Linked DNA regions of Homo sapiens: all the other regions are linked to region 2. A link is a contact called in ENCODE Hi-C or POLR2A ChIA-PET data. All regions are on one chromosome and are shown on one strand. Each heading gives the region's core, a stretch centred on a gene start or an enhancer-like site at or near the end of the contact. The rest is flanking DNA. Distances are from core to core; before and after follow the strand shown. Region 1 has its middle 580 kb from the start of MIR4445. Region 2 holds the start of NECTIN3 (nectin cell adhesion molecule 3). Region 3 holds the start of PHLDB2 (pleckstrin homology like domain family B member 2). Region 4 has its middle 540 kb from the start of NECTIN3-AS1.

Region 1 (2,700 bases), core at 113-2,612, 890 kb before region 2:
AGACAAAATCAAGCACTTTTATGGACTGGATCTACTTCCAGATTTACTTTTTCTAGCCTGACTACTAAAATTGTAATGTAAGGACAGAGATGAGGCGCCCTTTCTAGGTTCTTAGCTGTAGCAAGACTAGCCATGTCTTTATTTGTTGTTGTCTTTTGGTTCTTGTTTGTTTTGTTTTTACGCAGGACTTAACTGCAAATAACAAAGGCTTTTTGTGGGATTAAATGAAACCTATCCTATAATTATACATTTTACATAATTATACTTTAAGAGCCACAAAGGGTAAAGAAGGGGCTACCAGTCAGTTTCTATTTCCTCTTCAAGAAGAGCTAATTCCAGGGAGATCAAAATAACTGTTTTTTTTTCTAGATTTCCTTTTTTCCTTTTTTTTCAGTTGTATTGGGGTATAATTGACTAATGGAAATTATAGATTTAAAATGCACAACTTGATGTTTGATATATGTATATATGTATTCTCGGTGAAATGATCAATATAATCAAGCTAATTAACAATTCCATCACCTCATTTAGTTACTTATGTGTGTGATGGGGAGGGGTGTGTGTGTGTGTAGAGGTGTGCGAACACTTACAATGTACTCTCCTAGCAACTTTCAAGTGCATAACACTGTATTGTTAACTTTAGTCACCATGCTGTGCATTTTATCTCCAAAACTTATTCATCTGGATAACTGAAACTTTGTACCCTTTGACCAACATCTTCCCATTATCCACCCCTCACCCCAAACTCTGGCAACCACCATTCCTCTCTGTGCTTCTGTGAATTTGTCTATTTTAGATTCTACACAATGTCACTGCGCAAGTGATATCGTGCAGTATTAGTGTAGAATTTCTTATTCAGACCTTTCAAGTAATTTTCCAACATGCTCCAAGAATACTAGTTTCTAACTTCAGAGCCTTATTTGTAGACTCAAAATTTTATGTTCTTTTTTATTTTTTTTTTTTAAAGATAGTCTTTCAGGTCTGAGTCGTCTTCATTTAATTTCTATGGAAGCTTTGGCTTTCTTTCCTTTTATAAACTCAGCAAAAGAGTGGCTTTATCGATGGTGGGAATGGTGCTTCAGTTCTATGTCTCTCTCTACTACCTGAGTAATAATTGTTATAATGTTCTCCCTTGCTTTGTCCATCACTTTGTAATAACTGCGGTGTTAGGATGGTTATTTTAAATTCACACTACAGAGGCAGAATACCTTTTTATTTAGAATACCAGCTGAAAGTCTCTTCCCTCATTGGGGAGTGTCTTGACTTAAATATCATTCCTCGTGGCAGCAACTCAGGGTGTTGTTTTTCAGTCATTTCACATCTGTGGTGTTGTGAGACACCGGTCTCTGCTCTTTGCTGAGGAGTAGGGCCTGTTGGCCAAAAATGAGACGAGGAAACCAAAAGCACAGCCAAGTTCAGATGAATAAACAGTCACAGCGCCAACTAGCTCTGAGAAACATTACCTAATGATAAAAACAAGCTGTGAACAAGCCAAGATGCAGTCCTAACACAGCAAGCCATCAGCTGCATCTGGGATTTTAGTTATAATAGTGTGTGTTCTTAATAGCTATGGTTAATAGGGACATGGAGAGAATGAATGCAATGCATGTGATGGGGAGGGTAAAAGAATGCCAATCTGATTTGTCCTATTTCTGTGAGTCCTGACTGACGCACTGAGATGGGTTTGAGTAAGCTGTTAGGGGCATCAGAGAACTCGGCCTTAAGGACCTGGGAAAAACAGAAACTAGCAAAGCATGCTGATAGGTTAAGTAATAAAAGTTCTTAAAATATAAGTACTTTTCCGATGTTCTTCTAGTAGTGGCTCTTCAGTTGTGAGAATCAGAAAGACGTAACTCCAGAAAAAAAATAAGATGACTACTATAAAAAAATGAATGCAATTCATAGAATCCAAAGCGATGCAAAAAAGTACAGCTGGATTTCTTGGTATGTTAATTTGGAAACCATGAAGCTGGGCTATATTTTTCATCCCTCAGGGTCACATGTTACTTCTCTGCCTTCCAAATTGCACATAAAAGGTAAAACAAATAACTCTGGGTCTTCTGTCTCTTCCTCCACTGCTTTGCAAAGCCATGCACTCCATCCTATATTTATTAACTGACATAACATATATGAGTTTATTAGGAAAAATGGAGTTCTATTGATTTAAAACTTCTAAAAATGCAAACTAGTTGCACATAAGAATCATCTGAATGAGAAAACAGAATTTCCTAGGGTATAGGAAAACTTTATTTTAAAATTCACTATAAATCATCATTTAGAAACCATTATAGTAGCTTGTGGGTAATATTTTTTTCTGAATATTTTCAGAGAAATTGTTTAATAAATTTTCATTTTTATACTAAGAGCATAGAAATGCTTCTCTCAGTAGAGATTAAGGGACTGTTAGTTTATGACATTGGTATATTGGGTGATGGTAACAAGGAAGAGAAATAAATGGATGCAAGAGACCTGAATCCTTCATGACACTCTTTCGCAGGGGGAGAGTTTCTCATGGATGCAAGCCTATTGGAATCATGTAGTAGAGCAAGCTTTTATACTTTGTGGTGTAAAAGACTATCACTGCTAGGGTCCTATTAACCCATTTATGCCTGAGGTTGCAATTTTTTGAATGTTTGCAATCAGGCCTTGGCGATGACCTTGAGCACTAGGATATAAATAATTCCCATATGCTCAGCGTTC
Region 2 (2,700 bases), core at 90-2,589:
TGTTACTGGAACACATTTATGGCTATCTCGTGGAGATGACAGGACCTACATAAAATTAATAGTGTCAGGCCTGAGGACTGGTGTCCTCTGCCTTCAATTCACCCCCTACGCTGGACAGTCCAAATTGTCCACCCTCCTACTCCCCCCGCGGAACCAATGTGGCAGTGGCTCCAAGGTCAAGCTGCCGGTACTGTGCGAGGCGGGAGGATGGAGAGGGCAGGGCGGAGAGCCACCTGGGATGAGCGAGGGTCATGGTGGACCACAGACGCTCTTCTTATACGGGCAAATGTTTAATACTTCCCGAGGTCGCCTCTCTGCCATCAAACGAAAACAGGCAAGAAAATAAAACTACACATACGAACATGCAAAGGAAACAAAACCAAAGAAAAACACCAACGCACTCGTTGGGGGAAATCCATGGCCTCCTGTTGCCAGTCGCCCGGCGCGGAAAGTGGACAGCCCAGCGGCCAGTGAGAAGCAAGAGCAAGAAAGCAAACCTTCTGAAGACCCCTCTCCTCGCCCAGCTCCGCCGACCATTCTACCAAGCTGCCCTCCCAGAAAAAAGAGCAGGAAAAATGCCTGTGCAAACGTGCCTTGGCGAGCGGGGAATAAGTGGGCTGGGAAGAAGGGAAGGATTCGGAGAGCACAGCTGTCCCGGGGAACAGGAAGGAGGAGAAAGTCTCTCCCTCCCTTCAGTGCCCCGCGCCCCAGCGAGGAGGAAGATTACTAGTCCAGCAGGCTGCGTCCAGCTTCCTACACAGGAACCTTTAGCATGGGCAACGGAAGGGCAGCCCCCTCCTGCCTTCCCCTCCCCACCCCACCCCCTCGTCCCAGGTCCCCGCCACAGGGAGAGCGCCGCCCGGGAGAGGAGAAGGCCGAGCGTGATTGTCCCGCAGCCCTCGCCTCAGTCGGCGCCGGGGCCCCCGTGGACCCGCGAGGGGTGGAGTGGGCGAGACCATTGGAAAGGCAGGGAAGGGGGGAAACCAGGCAGGAACGAGGGGCGGGGCCGACTAACCTATTCCAGATTTTCCTGTCCCTTTTAAATCTCTGCTGTGGGAGAAACCCCGTTATCAAAGTGGATGAAAAGAATATTTTTTTTTGAAAGGGGAGGAGCATGTGTAGGAGGGCGGGGTGGGAGGAGACAGGGCTTGCGCCCGGGGATCAGACGGGAGGTGGAGTTGCGCGGGGAGGGCGGGCGAGTCGGGCGCCCGCTCTGAGAGTCGGTTTCTTTTCCCCCTCTTGCGTGGGGCGGGGTGGTGCGTTCCGAGTTCCCAGGAGTTCGACGCGGGCGGGTGCCGAGGGGAGGGGAGTGGCGGCGGCGGCGGGCGGCTCCCGCTTCAGCCTCGGCAGTGGCGTCGGCGACGGCGGTGTCGAGGCAGCCGCCAGCGTTCGGCCAAGTGTCAGCCGGCAGCGACGGCGCTAGAGCTGGGAGCTGGGGACGCGCGCGCCGGACCTTCCACAGCCTCCGCCCAGAGCCTGAGGCGCCGGGGCCGGGGGAGCCGGGGGGCGGGCGGGCGAGCGGGCCGGGGGGAGGGTGGGGGATGGCGCGGACCCTGCGGCCGTCCCCGCTGTGTCCTGGAGGCGGCAAAGCACAACTTTCCTCCGCTTCTCTCCTCGGAGCCGGGCTCCTGCTGCAGCCCCCGACGCCACCTCCGCTGCTGCTGCTGCTCTTCCCGCTGCTGCTCTTCTCCAGGCTCTGTGGTAGGTGAACCTCGGCGGCCGGCGTGGGCTGAGGGAGCCGCCACTGAGGGTGCGGGCGCCGCGGCCGGCTCTGCCAGCCGTTCTCTGGAGCAGCGAGGCGGTTGGTTGTGCGAGCGAGTGCCGAGGACTTTGGCTGGAAACTTTTCGCCGCGCCCGGGGCGAGGCCCTGGAAGGGCCAGGCCAGCGAATGCTGAGCCGGCGGCCCGCTGCCCTCCCCCGCGGCCGCGCGGGTCGCCGTGCGGATGGCCGAGGGTTGGCGATGGTGCTTCGTGCGCCGAACTCCGGGTTTGCTCCGGGGACCGTTACTTCCTCGCTCATTCTCTGGGAACCCTCGTAGGTTAAGGTGCCGGGATGCACGTTTGCCGCTTTTTTTCCCGGTGAAACTTGAGCTGTGAGCCCAGAAACCCTAGGGACCGGAGCCCGATGGAATGAAGCCTCCGGGTCCACTTCTCATGGCCTTCCACCCTGGAGAAGGCACCATTTTAGCCCACCCAGCCGCAGAATCCCCTACAGCTAGTTTTCTTCTGTCTTGTGCCCACTCCCCCGGCTCTGCCCTGACAGCTTCTGGAGCTCTCTAGATTGACCCTCGTCCCTGCCCTCCAGCTTGTGGGACGTCTCTCACACTGCCCGTGCTTATTTTACCAAACCGCAGGAACAAGATTTACGTGTTAAATACCTGATTTCATGGACTGTGTGCCCCGGCTGTTCTAACCAAAACAGTCACGCGCCTGTTTCCCATCTCTTGACCCTCGTGTTATGTTACTGTTTTCCTGTCATATTTGGGAGTTAGTCTCTGAGTTTTCTTCCCAGGTATGCCAGACTAGAAGCCTGCTTATTAAGGACTGTGCTAAAAAAAAAAAAAAAAAAAAAGTCTGCCTCATGCAAGAGAAATGGACTTAAGTGGTAATTAATGGGAGGCAGCGATTTGGGAAAATAAGGACACCAGTCTTTGGTGGGAGGAGGAGTATCAGAACACTGCGAGTAGTTATTTATTTGAGG
Region 3 (2,700 bases), core at 50-2,549, 790 kb after region 2:
AGAATTATAAATCATTCTACTATAAAGACACATACAAACGTATGTTTATTGCAGCACTGTTCACAATAACAAAGACTTGGAACCAACCCAAGTGCCCATCAATGATAGACTGGATGAAGAAAATGTGGCACATATACACCATGGAATACCATGCAGCCATAAAAAAGAATGAATTCATGTCCTTTGCAGGGACGTGGATGATGCTGGAAACCATCATTCTCAGCAAACTAACACAGGAACAGAAAACCAAACACTGCATGTTCTCATCATAAGTGGGAGTTGAACAATGAGAACATATGGACCCAGGGAGGGGAACATCACACCCTGAGGCCTGTTGGGGGGTGGGGGACAAGGGGAGGGAGAGCATTAGGACAAATAACTAATGCATGCGGAGCTTAAAACCTAGATGAAGGGTTGATGGGTGCTGCAAACCACCATGGCACATGTATACCTGTGTAACAAACCTGCACGTTCTGCACATGTATCCCAGAACTTAAAGTATAATTAAAAAAGAAATTTAAAAAAGACATTCCGTAGGTGAGGCTCTCCCTAAAAGTCAAACTTTTACTTGCACATATGAAAAGTGTAATCATTAAATAAGCTATTTCTTCAGTGACGGTATACTGAGTTCTGCTCATGGTGCCAAGTACTTTGCATATATTATTCAGAAGCTTATTAGCTGCCCTGCAGCACCAGTATCATTTATTGCTGCACTCCAGGTGAAGAAATTGTTGCTGGGAGCTACAACAACTTGCCCAAAGCCACAATGATCATAAGTAGTTTGCGCTTCGTTGTGCTCTTCTTTGCTGGTGTGAGATTCTCGAGGGCCAATGTCCTTCATCTGCGTAACTCTAGGGACTCGCCCAGACCTTGGAAGAGGTTCACATTCCCGCGTGCCGAGATTGATTATGGGCCACCCTCGGTCTCATTCGTTGACTTCCAATAAAGCATTGGCTGGTGGACCTCTACATCAGCATTGTTTTCATTGGATATAGCAACTCAGAAAAATATTGGGGAAAATATAAAAACTTTCAAGAGATATGATTGCAAGAAAATCAGAATGAGTTTAAAACCCTCCTGACCCCAGTCCTTAGCTCAGGCCGTTCTCCAAGGATTTTGCAAACCTGCTTTCTGACGCAGCTGGTAAACTTGCCCCGGGGCGAACTGTCGGAAGGAGGTGCGGTCACCTGGAGTTTCCCAATAGATACTTCGCTGTCTGGTGAGGAAATCATCACCCTAGGACGTAAACCCTCCCGCCCTTCTTTCAGCTCTTAAAAAAAGCCTGCCACGAAAGTCCCTACTGCGTTGCTGCGAACGTAGCTTTGAGAAGCTGGCGCCCAGTGATGGGGCAAACAGCCATGCCCTTCCAGCAGCCGTGAAAGCCCCAACAGCAAACTGCCTGGGAGCGGGGCAGGTCACCAACTTCGTTGCTCGAACTCCCTGGGTGCCCGCCGCGGTGGTTACAAAGGGGGTCAAGAGTGCCGGACCCAGCCGCGCGGAGCCCACCATTGCGGCCCGAGGGGGACCCGACGGGGGCCCGACGGTGTGGCGTGGCGCAAGGAGCGCGCCTGCCTTCTCTCGCCGCCGGGAACGGGCTGCACCAATGGCCAGGTGAGGAGGCGGCGGTGGTCGCCCGGGAGGAGGGGGTGGTGCCGACTCCGTGTGCCAGGAGTGCGTCCCGGGGACGCTGCCTCCCCCGCGGCCGAGTTGGTTGCCGCCGGTTGCGCTGCGGAGGGTTGGGGGCGGAGAGGAGGCAGTGGCTGCCCGGGCCGAGGAGGGGCGCGCTGACTGCTCACCGCGAGTCAGGAGGGGCCGGCGGGCTCACGGAGGGAGACAGGGTGGGCGGGGGCAAAGGCTAGGCGCTAGGGCGGCGGCGCCAGCGTAGAGCGGCGGTTTGGAGGAAAGATGAGACGGTGAGTGGGCTCCGGGGACACAGAGTTTCTTTGCTTCTTTACAGGCTGTAGGGACAAAAGCCCGGGCTGGGGTCGGCAGTGCCCAGGCTGCGCAGCTGGGTGGGTGGGGGTGGCGAACCCCGTTGTGCATGACTCTCGGGGGGCTGGGTAGATCTCCGGTTGAGGGGATCCCGGGGAGGGAGTGTCTGGTAGGGAAGATGCTTCCAGAGTGATTGTAGAAAACAGGCAGAATGTGGGGGAACTGGGGGCAACTTTTTCCAGCAACTCTGGAATGCACATGGAGAGAGGGATGGGGATCCTTGGGATAGCTCCCTGAGAAAGAGAAGGTCCGCTGCTGGATGGTGTAGGGCGCGGGATTCAGAGAAGACTCCCTCCCCGCAAATATTTGGCTAGCTGCGCTTCTAGTTCCACTTTCTTTCAAGAGTGAACCTACGAGCTTTAACCGCCAAAAGCGGCTGATTTCGATTTGGCCTTTGACCCCCCACTGAAAGTTTACAGTGTGGCCGTCTCGGCACCCCTAGAGATAGCAGCTGGAAGGCTTGGGGAGTATTTTAACCCTCTGTTTCTCCAGCTCCCTGCGCGGCGGAGGCGCAGCTGAATCGTTTGCTGGTTCGCTTAATAACTTAGCCCTAGCAGTCATCACTTATTAAAGCGCCGAGGACCTGGCTAACTCCCGCCACCACCAGGAAATTAAAAGGCTGACAGGCTGTCCCTCCCAGGGTTGGGGTTTCCTGTTTGAAAGAGCTTGAGAAGTCAAACTGCTTCGCGGTTCCTCACTTACCTTTCT
Region 4 (2,700 bases), core at 77-2,576, 540 kb before region 2:
ATTAATTTTGAAATGTAAAAATATGAGATTTGGGAGGGGTGAGGAGCAGAATGATATGGCTTGGCTCTGTGTCCCCTCCCAAATCTCATCTTTTAGCTCCCATAATTCCCACGTGTTGTGGGAGGGACCTGGTGGGATATCATTGAATCATGGCGTCAGGTCTTTCCTGTGCTGTTCTCGTGATAGTAAATGGGTCTCACAAGATCTGATGGTTTTAAAAAACGGGAGTTTCTCTGCACAAGCTCTGGTTTTTTGCTTGCTGCCATCCGAGTAAGATGTGACTTGCTCCTCCTTGCCTTCTGCCATGATTGTGAGGCCTCCCCAGCCATGTGGAACTGTAAGTCCAATTAAATCTCTTTCTTTTGTAAATTCCACAGTCTCGGGTATGTCTTTATCAGCAGAGTGAAAACAGACTAATATAACTTATATTTGAAGACAAAGTGCTCATGTTTCATCTTAAAAACATCTCTCAGCCTGACAATATATAACACCATGGACTATAGAATGCCTTCTCTAATTCAGTGGTCTTTCATTTCATCCTGTGTCATTCATTTTCTATATCTGTCATCAATCAAATTTGTCTCTAATATATACTTGCTAAGTTTCCCTGATAATCACCTTCTCTAAAGTACCATGCCAGAACCTTTAATCTTCCCAAAAGTGTGCCTTTCTTTGGTCATAATTAAATGATAATTGTAAAGCCCTACATGATCCCAGCTAAGAAGATGTGGGTAATAAAATGAATGTCATTTTGCTTCTGATATCTGAATTTCCTGCTGGACTGGATATAAATTAAGAAGGAAAAGAAAGTATCTTTTTGTAGATAAATGTATGAAATAAAGTTTTTGATGATAATTACAGTTTTCCTACCTGTTTCTGAAGTTAAAATTTCATATAGAAAATTGTAATTTTTGAAAGGAGACATAATGTCTCTCTATATAGGTAACCCAGATATCACTTATAGCCTTGACTGAGTGGTCCTGGTTTTTCTGAAGAATATTAGAGCAAGACTTAGTGTACATGGAGACATAGCACCTGCAAATTGTTTAATCCTTCATTGCTCAGAAGAGTACTATATGATTATAGGTCATACAATTCTGCAAGCGCAATGTCATCTCCCAGATTTAGCCAGATATTTTCCCTTTGATGATGGTGTATGTTTATAAATATTAGTAAGTCAATTGGGTTCTCAGGTATCTGACAATATGACACTGGAAAGAATCTTAGAATTTAGAATCTTAGAAATTATGGCATTATTCAGTCAGAATCTGGTCTGCTTGAATACTTGTAAGACTGTGGGCTCTGGCACATGTTTAAGCCCTCAAACACCTCCCAGACATTCCCTGGGGGTGACTCATCCAGTTTTAAGTATCACTGACTATATGCCTCACTGCTTCTTTTCACTTCCATATAGAAAGCTTATGGATCTTTGGGGAAATGTGAGAAATGAGTTTCAAAAGAGGCTTTAACAAGTGAATGGCACAGAGTTTGCACTGTGGAGGAAGAAAGGCAATGGGGGAAGTAATTAAAGTATTTAGAGATTCATTTAATTTACCAAGCTAAATAAAGGAGCTATGGGTTGAGCTGTCCCATGGTTAACATTACACAGGAACACTACTATTTTCTTTCATTCTTCTCTGGAAACAATCTTGAATCATATTCTTCCAGTTACTTCACAAAATGTGGTGCTTGTGAGAAATTACATGTTATTGAGATGTGGTATTCAGTCATTGAGATGTATAATTTGACCTGAAGTAAAGGAGCTCACACAAAGCTTTCCACCTAGACTGTAACCTAGTCATTTGACATAGTCTTAGGGGTTGTGAAATGGGAGATGACACATATTCCTCTTCTTTTTTATCTGTTTATTGGTAAAACAGTGCATACCGAGCTTGGCTCAGAACATTCTTTATTCTGTACATAACTGATTATATCCTTCAGTGTTTCCACTCCACGTACTGCAGATTCCAAAGTCCTGAGTGTGGCCTAATAGGACCCTCCCAGCATGGCTTCTAGCTCCTTTATCCAGCCTCCTTCTTCCTTACCACTCCTCCCAATGCAGATGCCTGGTTTTGTCATTAAAAGTGTCTGTAATTCTTGCAAGGTTCTCACAGGTACATGTCGGCAGATGCTTTCTCTCCTATTCTTTTCTTCAACACAAGCCCAAGCTTCACTTCCTTTATGAAGGTATAAACCAAAAATTATCTGAGACAAGTCTTAATCAGTTTAGTTTATTTTGCCAAGGTTAAGGACATGCCCATGACACACCCTCAGGAGTTCCTGATGGTATGTGCCAAGGTGGTCTAGCTACAGCTTAGTTTTATACATTTTAGGGAGACATAAGACATCAATCAGTACATGTAAGATGTACATTGGTTCTGTCTGAAAAGACAAAACAACTCAAAGTGTGGGCTTCCAGGTCATAGGTGGATTCAGAGATTTTCCAATTGGCAATTGGTTGAAAAAGTTTATCTAAAGACCTGGAATCCATAGAAGGGAGTGTCTGGGTTAAGACAAGGGGTTGTGGAAACCAAGGTTCTTATTATGCCGATGAAGCTTACAGGTAACAGGCTTGAGAAAGAAAAGATTGTAAATGTTTCTTATCAGACTTAAAAAAGATACCAGACTCCTTTAATTCTCTCCTGGATCAGGGAAAAGAACTGGAAAAGGAAAGAAATTCTGTACAGAATTTAGATTTTC

The links. Hi-C counts contacts between places; a loop is a spot of excess contacts on that map. ChIA-PET counts read pairs that join two places held with the same protein, here RNA polymerase II (POLR2A). Pooled maps may share reads with other maps.
Region 1: a loop to region 2 is called in a map of IMR-90, with 2.8 times the contacts of the local background. The contact joins the enhancer-like site here to the promoter of NECTIN3 in region 2. A Hi-C loop is called at or near these places in 1 of 168 maps with a recorded cell type or tissue (IMR-90) and 5 of 50 pooled maps. POLR2A ChIA-PET finds 5 or more read pairs at or near these places in 1 of 52 experiments (MCF 10A).
Region 3: a map of CD4-positive, alpha-beta memory T cell shows a loop between it and region 2 (11-fold over the local background). The contact joins the promoter of PHLDB2 here to the promoter of NECTIN3 in region 2. A Hi-C loop is called at or near these places in 1 of 168 maps with a recorded cell type or tissue (CD4-positive, alpha-beta memory T cell) and 9 of 50 pooled maps. POLR2A ChIA-PET finds 5 or more read pairs at or near these places in 1 of 52 experiments (activated T-cell).
Region 4: a loop to region 2 is called in a map of PC-3, with 5 times the contacts of the local background. The contact joins the enhancer-like site here to the promoter of NECTIN3 in region 2. A Hi-C loop is called at or near these places in 5 of 168 maps with a recorded cell type or tissue (IMR-90, MCF 10A, PC-3 and 2 more) and 3 of 50 pooled maps. POLR2A ChIA-PET finds 5 or more read pairs at or near these places in 5 of 52 experiments (AG04450, BJ, CD8-positive, alpha-beta memory T cell and 2 more).

The regions. Positions count from the first base shown.
Region 1 is chr3:110,179,479-110,182,178 of GRCh38, forward strand. No RefSeq gene overlaps it. Among named protein-coding and RNA genes, the nearest start is that of MIR4445, 580 kb to the left of the region's middle. Within about 2 kb of position 1,363, at least 4 of the 41 ENCODE cell types and tissues checked have a DNase peak (open chromatin) inside an H3K27ac peak, as active enhancers do.
Region 2 is chr3:111,070,477-111,073,176 of GRCh38, forward strand. It overlaps NECTIN3 (nectin cell adhesion molecule 3), which reads left to right and starts at 1,340. Exons shown (of 6, transcript NM_015480.3): 1 at 1,340-1,701. The coding sequence starts at 1,542. It overlaps LOC151760 (putative uncharacterized protein LOC151760), which reads right to left and starts at 1,290. Exons shown (of 4, transcript XR_007096272.1): 1 at 1,016-1,290. RefSeq lists a silencer at 1,068-1,167.
Region 3 is chr3:111,857,966-111,860,665 of GRCh38, forward strand. PHLDB2 (pleckstrin homology like domain family B member 2) reads left to right here and starts at 1,300. Exons shown (of 18, transcript NM_001134438.2): 1 at 1,300-1,611. It overlaps LOC105374040 (a long non-coding RNA gene), which reads right to left. Exons shown (of 4, transcript XR_924333.4): 1 at 2,695-2,700. RefSeq lists enhancers at 1,122-1,708, 1,709-2,293, 2,624-2,700 and a silencer at 1,758-1,817.
Region 4 is chr3:110,525,590-110,528,289 of GRCh38, forward strand. No RefSeq gene overlaps it. Among named protein-coding and RNA genes, the nearest start is that of NECTIN3-AS1, 540 kb to the right of the region's middle. Within about 2 kb of position 1,327, at least 6 of the 41 ENCODE cell types and tissues checked have a DNase peak (open chromatin) inside an H3K27ac peak, as active enhancers do; they include IMR-90, PC-3 and endothelial cell of umbilical vein, where a contact is called at or near this core.